Regions from separate parts of the Homo sapiens genome. Here region 1 is linked to region 2. A link is an interaction called in ENCODE POLR2A ChIA-PET data of the cell type or tissue named here. Cell type or tissue: HepG2. All regions are shown on one strand. Each heading gives the region's core, and the rest is flanking DNA. Links, peaks and the distances in the headings are about the cores only. Region 1 overlaps LINC00616 (long intergenic non-protein coding RNA 616). Region 2 overlaps SLC7A11 (solute carrier family 7 member 11).

Region 1 (5,399 bases), core at 141-5,140, 96 kb before region 2:
AATGATCAGACATTCAGCAAAACAATAAGTCCAGTTTATATTCCTTAAGTCATTAAGGTGATAGAAAAACAAATGTCAGAGGAGAAAATGGTTAAGACATAAGATATTTTAAAAAGAAAAGAAAAATATCTTAGCATGAGCTCAGAGAATGTCTACCACGTAACTGACTTCAGCCGGAAATGTTGACTGTCTAGTTTCTGAATTCCTAAGAACATACAATTTTTTAAAAATAAAAAATGTAATATGAGAGGTTGAAGTTAAATCCAGGGAAACATACACAGAACCTGAAAGACACTAGCCTTTCTTGTAGTCTTTCTAAACACATGCACCATCATCTGTTTCAAATATTTTCATGCCATCCTTCTTACAGTCCTACTTATGATTATCAGTCCTATTATTACCCCATGATACAGTTTAGAAAACAAATTCATGCACTAAGTAAATGGACCAAATCGTAAGTCACTGCCTTTTGCTCCAGAGTTGGCTGCTTTGATTACTCCTACACTTAACTAGTCAACTTTAAAGAAAAAAATTTTTTTTTCTGTGAAGGAAATTAAGTGCCTATTTTCAGAGAGCTAAAAGCAATCAAGGCATCTACTGTGTTATTTTCCTATCCATGTCGACTCATGTTTAAGGTTGACTAGGAAGACATAATCATTGGCTGCTAATAACAAATAGATTTCTTTTGATAAAAAATTTAAAAGAGTTTCTAATGCTTTATTTTATAATTTTCAGTTTTCTATTGGCGTGACATAGTGAAAGTGAGTAGCATAGGGCTGGTATTCAGGAAAAGACCAAGTTCTTAAGTAAAACAGCATGGTGTGTGACTATAAAGGAATAAAATTGTTTATGCATTAAAACTACCTGCCATTCTAATGGATATTTTTCTTAAAAGGAGCCTCCCCAAGAAGCTATTATTCTATTGATAGCTTTGTTCTAAGTATTTTGAAAACACCACTTTTGGAATTGACTTTGTTTGCATTTCTAGCCATACAATAAATCAGGCAGTTTAGCTTTGCTGTACCCCATATAATAGCTCAAATTCTGCTACCTCCCCTAATATATCAAAATTAATATCTTTTTTTTTCTTTTAGGTAGAATATTACTCTGTTGCCCAGGCTGGATTACAGTGGCATGATTTCAGCTCACTGCAACCTCCTCCTCCCTGGTGCAAGCAATATTCATGCCTCAACCTCCTGAATAGCTGGAATTACAGGCACACACCACGACACCTGGCTAATTTTTGTATTTTTAATAGAGACAAAGTTTCACCATGTTGGCCAGTCTGGTCTCGAACTCCTAACATCAGGTGATCTGCCTGCCTTGGCCTCCCAAAGAGCTGGGATTACAGGTGTGAGCCATGGTGCCCAGCCCTAAAATTAATATTTTTAACTCAATTTTTACTGCTTCCCCATTTCATTGACAGAACCATATAATTAAACTAAAGAATTTAAAAAGAAAAAAATTATGGTTAGAAGTACAGATGTATTTTTGTTGTTGTTATTATGAGACAGGGTCTCACTCTGTCATCCAGCCTCGAGTACAGTGGCACAGTCCTAGGATCCTAATTCACTGCAGCCTTAAACTCCTGGGCTCAGGTGATCCTTCTGCCTGTACCTCCCAAAGTGTTGGGATTACAGGGGTGAGCTGCCATGCCTGGGCTAGAACTACCAATTTAAATACAGAAAATTTTAAATACTTAAAATTTTGCATCTTGGCTGGGTGCAGTGGCATACACCTGTAATCCCAGTGCTTTGGGAGGCTGAAGTGGGAGGATCACTTGAACCCAGGAGTTCAAGACCAAACTGAGTAACATAGTGACATCCCCTCTCTACAAGAAATTTTAAAATCAGTCAGACATGGTGGCACATGCCTGTGGTTCCAGCTACTCAGGAGGTTGAGGTGGGAGGATCATTGAGCCCAGGACGTCAAGGCTGCAGTGAGCCATGATCATGCCACTGCACTCCAGTCTGGGTGACAGAACAAGACCTTGTCTAAAACACAAACAAACAACAACAAAAAATTATATATATATATAGCATCTTACTGTGCTAAATAAACGATGTGGATAGTCATGAACCAACCCACTAATCCACTCCTATTTTATCATTGATTTGATTATATGAGGATACATGATATCACCAGATAAATGTTTAGAAAGGAAAGTTATCCACATAGTCCAGCTGAAATGCCACAAAGCTAGTTAACACATTTTGGTCCTCAACTGTCAGATTAAGCCATCTCAATACTACTGCAAATTCCACAGCCAGCTTGGGACTATTCCTCATTCCTGGCATAATTGTTTACAATTCAAAGAATGATAATGTTCCTTCTTTTAGGAAGACAAAAATTTGAAGATCAAAACTTGTTAAATTATGATCTCCAAGATAAAAATGCCTTTCATTTCTTAATATTATACATAAAGTTCTGTTATTTAAAAATTGTTAAAATATTGGTTGATAGTGTGGTATGTCAGTTTTTTAGAGCAAAACATAGCAAGTACCTACAATATGCAGTGAAGTATAAAGACACAATTCCTTTCTTTTAAACATTTATAAAGTAAAATGGCAATGTTTAGTAAAATAATATCCCTCCAAAGGTATCATTGCATTACTGTAATTATTGTTTTTAATAAGATCTATTACCTTGGAAGGATTAGTGGCAAATATGAATAAAACAAATTTACAGGCTTATTGCATATTTTACGTATCTACTGTGTTCTCTGTTTATTACATAAAAATTGTCACCATTTATAAAGAATTTACTAAGATCCAGACACTATACTTAGAGGTTATATAATCTTTATTTCAGGCCTATAAAGGGGGCACTGTTGACCTTGTTTTAAAGATAAGTAGAGCAAAGTTCAGAGAGGTTAATAATTTGCTCTTGGTTTCGTCTCTAAGAAGTGGTAGAGTCAAAATTTAAACCCAAGTCTAACTTCAAAGTTTGCATTGTTATTGACTATTTCTGAAAGCTTAGATTTCACTTATCCTAGCTGTTGAATTTTTAGTAGGAAAATTCTCAGTCTCTGGAAGTTGAAATGCATAAACTGTTGTATATGACAATATCTATCAGCAAAAGAAACACAACTTAATGTTTAAGCTGAAATTAAACTCCATGTCGTATTTCTCATTTCAAAAATGATTAAATACATTTCTTTCCCTGCTGGATTATCACCAGAATGGCATATGATATGTCTGGAATCTACCATCCAGTCCCAAATGACCAGGGGACAAAAGCTGCTTTTATGTCATTTCTAAGCAAAAGCCGAAGGGCCAAACATCACTGGGGAAATTTGCTGGGGCGAGATTTTCAGTTCAATTTTATTCTCCCTTGAGGTTCAAACAAACTTCAGATAATCATCTTGAACTCGGTGATGAACCAAACACAGACTACGGTTTCTCGGAGGGTCAGCCCTTCCATTTAGAAAAAAGCACAGCTTAAAGTGACGAGCCAAATGGGGTCAGATGTTCAATACTTGGCAAAAGCCTCAGCTGTCGTATTGAAACAATGTTGACAACATGGCAGGCTTTAAAATAAATCCCCTTGGAGGCTATTGATATCATTCTCGCTTTCCCTTCTGTCTCCTATCCAGGCTCGCTGCTTTCTGAAGGACATGCCAATCATGCACAGCACTTACTAGAAACTGCAAGACTGCACAACATGATGGTATTTATTCCAGGAACAGGAGCCAGTCCTGGGCACACACATAAAGGGACTTCCTTCACTCCCCAGAAGAAGAGAAAGCATGCTGACACACATCTGCCCAAGCAATCAGAAGGCAGCTAAAGCCGCCACAGTCTTCACTCACCAACAGTTAGACCTTTTCAATTGATTTTATTGAAGAAAGTGAGTGCTGAGCACCATGAGTTCTCATAAACAATCCATTTTGGCAAATGCTTTAAGAATGTTGGTTAATTGCAGTTAGGCAGCATCGACGTATTTTATTTTTTGGAAAGCAAGAAGCTGGCTTACCAACATTAAGTTAAACAACATGTAAGGGTTAGAAATATGAATCAACAAACTATTAGGGTGGTACCATCTCTTTATAATAAAACAATGTAGATTGATTAAGTATAGCCTAAAAGTTTACCACAAATCATAACTACATTTAAGCTTTGAATTTCATGACTAGTGATTAATTTTGCATGTCAACTTGACTGAGCTTATAGAATGCCCAGGTATCTGATTAAACGTTATTTCTGGAGGTGTCTGTGAGGGTGTTTCTGTAAGAGATTAGCATCTGAAGGCCAGGTGTGGTGGCTCATGCCTGTAATCCTAGTACTTTGGGAGGCCGAGGTGGGCAGATTGCCTGAGCTCAGGAGTCTGAGACCAGCCTGGGCAACATGGCAAAACACCGTCTGTACTAAAAAATACAAAGTTTAGCCGGATGTGGTGGCACACACCTGTAGTCCCAGCTACTAGGGAGGCTAAGGCATGAGAATTTCCTGAGCCTGCGAGGCGGAGGTTGTGGTAAGCCAAGATTGTACTCCAGCCTGGGTGATAAAGTGAGACCCTATCTCATAAAAAACAAAAAAACAAAAAAGAAAAAAGGAGAAGAAAGAGACACAGATTAGCATTTGAATGGGTGGACTGAGTAAAGCAGATGGCCCTCGTCAGTGTTGGTGGGAATTGTCCTATCCATTGAGGGCTTAAATGAAACAAAGACTGAGGAAGGCTGAATTCAATCTCTGCTGACTGCTGGGGCTGAGACATCAATCTTCTCCGGCTCTCAGTGCTCTTCCAGACTCAGACTGGAATGTACACTATCAGCTCTCCAGTTCTCAGGCCTTCAAATTACACCTCTGGCTTTCCTGGGTCTCCAGCTTGCAGATGGCAGATCGTGGGACTTCATGGGACTTCTCAGACTCCATAACCAAGTAAGCCAATTTATTATAATAAATCTCACATATATATAATTATATATGTATATATAAATCTCATATATATGTGTGAATGTGTGTGTGTGTGTGTGTGTGTATAAGGTTGATGCAAATGTAATTGAGGTTTTTCCATTGAAAGTATGTCCAAAACCCTTATTGCCATTGAAAGTAATGTCCAAAACAATTACTTTTGCACCAACCTAAATATTTATATATATACTTACATATATAATAGGAAATAATATATATATATCTCCTATTGACTCTGTTTCTCTGGAGAGCCCTAACACGCTAACACAATAACCTTTCACTGTGCATGTGACATAATGAAATATAGAGAACTATCTATGCTGTGAGGAAAATTAGCTTTTTGATACATTGCTCTCTGTTATAAAATAATTTATTTTCCTGTGCATATATTATAGGAGAATAATATAATGCCAGTAAGCATAGTTTGATATTAAGTTGAGACTTTTAAACAGCTCACATTGTATTTGCCTTTGAGGTTTATATAAC
Region 2 (5,399 bases), core at 74-5,073:
ATTATTTCTAGTGCAGACTTCTTAGGTAATGTGTTCATTACCATTTTTATAACATATGTAGTGAAGGATTCTTTCTCAGGATTATATATCCAACTATTTGAATACATATATAATAATTAAATTTATTCATGTTTAATCTAAGGCAATTTCGATAATTATCAGAATCATAAAGAAATATTTTTTGCATGTTTTCATTAATACTTCCATTAACATTTTGGCATTTGCTATGTTGTTAAGAAGTATTCTGAAAAGTAGAAAATCATATTAAAAAGTTGCTGTATTAATAGGATTTGGGGGTAAAAAGAACAAAAGACAAAAAGAGGAAGATTAATGTCATTGGTAGGTACTTGGGAAGTTACTTTAATTAGTTAACATTTTTTAAATCTGAAAGAAGAAAAATAAGTCAAGTTAATAAACCATAGTACACAGAAAAATAAATTTTGGACTATAAAAGACTCAGCCATATACATGGACTATATCTTTATATAGAGCAGATTTAATTATGAGAGATAACACTACCAAGATAATTTGAAACACCATGAGCTTTAAATTTAAAAGCACTATACAGATTCTCTTCATCCACTTGAACAGCTAAGAGTAAAAACGACCTCTATGCAAATACAAGTTATACTCAATGTTGACTTATTCAGAGAAAAATAATAATAATTGAGGCTACTTTTCCCTTCAGATTAAAAAAGAGTATTACAAACTTTTAATAAAATTATATAGTAATTGGTTGATATATCTATAAAAAGGCAAGTGGAATAGATTGCCTTGAAATACAACTTAGTATATAACATAAAAATACATTAATTTTATTATTATAATGACAAGTATCAATGTAATATATTGTAAGTATCATAAATATAATATAATAAATAAAAAGTATCATCAATATAATATAATGTAAGTATCATAAACTAAGGAGTAATATGACTATTTGCTAATACTGGGATATTGAGAAAATTGGGGGAAAGTCAAGAGCCTATATTATATCAGGTTTAAAAAAAAAATCCATTCCAGATAAGGTAAAGAGTGGGCTGTAAAAAAGAAACCAGAAAAAACAAACAAACAGAAAATATGGGTGAGATGAAAATGATCTAGGGATGTAAAAATTTGCAGATCATAATAGCAATACAGAAATAAAAAATGATTATTATATCTAACTACAAATTATAGAAACAAAACCACAAGTTTTGTAAGCTGTGATCATAAAGAAAATTGAGTAATGTGAAAAACTGGGACAAACTTTTTACAAATAATATAATAGATAAAGAATCAATACCCATAATATACAAAGAATTCTGATGAATCACCAATATTCATGCTCCAAAATGGTAACCACGTGTAGCTGCTAAAAATGCTGGAAGTATTGAGCCTCACTGGTGATCAAATGAATGCATTTTCAAACCATGAGGTGTAATTTTTGCCTTTCAATTAACCAGGATTTTTTAAAATAATGACACCCAACACTATAAGTATTCTTAGCTATTGCTATTGGGAGAGGAAATTAATATATCCACTTTGGAAAGCAACTTGATAATAGACAGACCATTTTAAAGTTTGTTGCCTTTGACACAGCAATTCTCTTCTAGCAATCTATTCTAAGAGAATAATTGGATATGTAAGGATTTATATATGAAATGTATAATCCAGAATTATTATTATTTTTGCACCAACCTAATACATTAAGAAACATTAGGAATGTTTTCAATGTCCAACAAGAAAATGAGCACAAGAATATTGGCACATCCCCACAAAGAAATATTATACTAGCATTAAAAATGTTCTTAACTAACATCTAGGTGATATACGAAAATATAATAAAATGACATGAAATGAAGACGGTGAGACAGATCTATAGCACATAAGTAGAAAGAGCTGGAGTTGAGCTTGAGATGCAGCAAATCTAAATGGCAGGGCACACTTGGAAGAACCTTCCAGCTGTCAGGGATACAGCAGTAATGATACAGACAAAGCCCTGGCCTTGGGAATCAGACAATAAACAAACAAGTAAATACATTATATAACACCAAAGTTAGGAAGAAAAATGCACATTTACATTTATCTCAAGCAATATAATGCACTACATATATGCACACGCACGCACAAACTGTGGGGGAAACAAAATATCAAAATAATAACAGTGAGTACTTTTATTTGATGTGATTAAGATATTACAGGTGATTTTTAATTTCATCATATTTTTTTGGCATTTTAAATTTGTTTATCTATTATTATTAAAAGAAAGGAGGAAATGCTATATACTGTTACTGAAAATACTTACCACAATCATAAAGTTTTACTTTGACTTCCAATAAGGTACAGAATACATATAAATTTTCCTTTCTTCATTTGACTAAATGGATCATCGACCACAACTACTGGGTAGAGATTTGTGTTCCCGTCATTTAAAAATAGAATAAACAATATGTGTCCATTATGAGAAATACTGAAACAGGATAATCAGGATATCCTGTGTTTCTAAGTGCGCATAGATCAGAGGCAGGGAGTGGAGGAGGCAGGGTTAAGCAGGGAGGGAATTCCACCCAGGTATTGCTATAGAAATGGCAGCAATAGAGCAGAACTAGCACTATCTTTTAGAGAACAGGAAATACCTGCCCTGCCTAGTCACAGACTTGCATCATAAACTCAATGGTTTGAAAAGCACCTATGTATTCAAACTGAAGATTTCTCCCTTGCTGCAGTTCAGAGTCCACGTTGTGACTTGGCATAAAGACAAACAATTCCGCAGCTCAGAGAAAGACATCATTGAGTTCAATTTCTAGTGGCTTTCCCCCAACATTTGCCACTTGATCACTTCTCCTTGGCAAGAGGACACTGCACTGTGAGGAATAAATAGCTAAACACTTACATACATTTAAAACACATTTAACCTTTTTCCACAAGACCCAGAGCAGCTAGCGAATAGTACCTTAAAATCATGACCTCCACTTGCTGTCTATCTCCCTCGTTTCTTTTTGTCATTTTCTGGCTGAAAACAAAGTTAATCTTCTTTTCTATTTCAATTTCTCTTTTACTTGCCTCAGGCCAGAATATAGAAAGTGAGACTTTGTTTGACAATATCAATAACAGAAAAATTAAATATTGCCTCCACAAATGATATTTAACCTATTTTAAGAGCCAGTGTATCTGTAAAGATGTTAAAGACAATAAAAAGCAGCTATTTCCTTATAATATTCTAACATTTCAGCATTTCCTAATTGTAAACTTTCTATTTTAATCTTCTAACCAAATGACCTTCAGTAAACGACCTGAAATGGATTAACTTACTTCAACTAGCCTAGCACCCTCTTTCATTATCTATTTGACTAACAGCTTTAGAAAGTCAAATGCAGGCAAATTTTAATGCTCTGACACATTTTTAAAAGCAGTTTTGTTCTATTCTCAAATGACATAGAGGTCACTTCTAATGATTACATTTCCCCCAGCTAATTTCAAGGCTAAAATCTTGCCATAGCCATCTTTCTTAGATTTCTATTCAACAACACTAAGCATTTGGAAAGAGTACTAGAAAAGGATCAGGATTTTAACTTATAAATATAGACAAATTAATCCATCTCTGTGGCTTCTATTTCGTTAGCTTCACAATAAAAGGGTTGTGAATTTTGATGGTTCCTCCCCTCCTAACTCTAACATCACAGGCTTTGACAATTTATTTTCTCAAGGTCAAATTAATTGTGGTTTTAATTATGACAATGAGTCCAATACACTAAGCCAAGTCAATGTGTGAATAGAAGAAGGTAACCAAGTAGAGAACTCTTTGTACACACGGGTAATATGATAATTGAAACCATTTTGAAATGTAGAGACATTACTATAATAAATCCTTTGCTATCTATCTCTTAGAGAACGGCCATGACCATAGACTATCAGGGAGGAAGAAGAAATAGCATCATGAAAAGCCAATAGAAGAGATTCTTCGGAAGAGGTGGGACTTGGGATACCAAGAAAAGCATTGTGCAAGGGGCAGTCTCCCAGGACCTAGAAATGACTTTGCTCATAAAATCATACATTCTATTCTTTAATATCTCATTTTGTGTTATATGGCTATGTATTATAAGCTCTAGTTTTTACATATTTTGGCCTATTTTAATGCTATGCCATGAACTTGATATCATGAACTATTTTTCATATAGTATTGTACAGCTTGATATATAAAACAGTGGCCTTTGTATTTGATCACTGCATTCTCAATAATATGTATCAGTACGGGTTATTGTTTAAGCTTTTGTCACAGCAAGATGTATTTCTTCCACTTCTATAATTTTAAGAGAAAGCATATAAGAAAGGGAAAGAAAGATAATATGGTACAGCACTAAATAGCCAGGAAAACCATGTGATTTAAAAAACTATGAGCCTGTCTCCTTAGAAAAACAATTATAAAAATATTGTATGTTCTTGAAAAACAACCTCCAGCATTGGAGATTAGAAATGCTTCAACTCTGAGACTGAGATAATTGTCATTTCCCATGGCCGGGTGTTTCAAGTAAGAGTGTCTTTTCCCTCGTGAGAATGGGTTTTCTCAAAGCCAACAGTCAAGCAGTACAGAAGAAAAGAAACAGCTTCCCCATGTCCACAAATCCTGATCTGATAGTCCCTATGGGTGACAAATGAACTAATGACATGATGTTTAATACCAATAAAAAGCATACCATTAAATAAGTATCTACTATGAGCAAAGCATTGTCAGACACAGCCATAAATTATATCTAATTCTCACAACGATCTTAAGGTAAGCATTAGAATACCCACTTAGGTGGGAAAAGGAATGAATTAATGCAGACTTTTGAAAGTCATGACAAGGATCGCTCCCTCTCTTTCTTTATGTATGCAGCATATTAGAAATATATAAATGCAATCCTAACTAAATTATGGGGAATGTCTAATACTGAAATGTAGCAGACCCATCAGAAAAGATTCCTCTCATATAATTGCATCTATGGATACTTATGGGCAATCCCATATGTCTATGCTCTTGAGAAAAATAATGAATCACATAATAAAAGACTAATATAAACCTTCTGGACCACAGAGGCTACAGACCATTTTATATCTTCTGTGGGCATATATAATAAAAGTAGTAAATAGGATTAGGGATTCATCATTATACCACATTAATGGCACCCTTAACAAGCATTTTTAAAATCTATATTTTTCCTGGTACACTCCTTATATCACAAGACACTCTACTTAAGGTGATCCCTTAAGTAGAATTCAATTCTATAGGTTGGATATGATCCTAGATCTTCAGATGTAATAACTAAGTTTCCATTTTGAAGGGGTGCCAGTTTGGACTCATTTCCTCCATTTACCCATTCAAACTTTTTAACATTTTCTGAGACAACTGAGGAAACTTTGGTCCTGCCTAATCTCCT

Evidence for each region. ChIA-PET counts read pairs that join two places held together with the same protein. Peaks named below come from ENCODE experiments on the same cell type or tissue, not always from the same donor. Only the 100,000 strongest peaks of a DNase experiment are listed, where the experiment ranks them.
Region 1: POLR2A ChIA-PET joins it to region 2 with 5 read pairs; 2 of 35 experiments call an interaction of 5 or more read pairs at or near these places.

What each region holds. Positions count from the first base shown.
Region 1 is chr4:138,100,912-138,106,310 of GRCh38, forward strand. The region is part of intron 3 of LINC00616 (long intergenic non-protein coding RNA 616); the gene reads right to left. SLC7A11-AS1 (SLC7A11 antisense RNA 1) reads left to right here. Exons shown (of 7, transcript NR_038380.1): 3 at 3,596-4,880. Among named protein-coding and RNA genes, the nearest start is that of SLC7A11-AS1, 15 kb to the left of the region's middle. In HepG2, for the core only: no CTCF peak of the experiment used is centred there; a DNase peak (open chromatin) is centred at 2,860.
Region 2 is chr4:138,197,086-138,202,484 of GRCh38, forward strand. The region is part of intron 6 of SLC7A11 (solute carrier family 7 member 11); the gene reads right to left. Among named protein-coding and RNA genes, the nearest start is that of SLC7A11, 43 kb to the right of the region's middle. In HepG2, for the core only: no CTCF peak of the experiment used is centred there; a DNase peak (open chromatin) is centred at 2,666; H3K4me3 peaks cover 535 bases.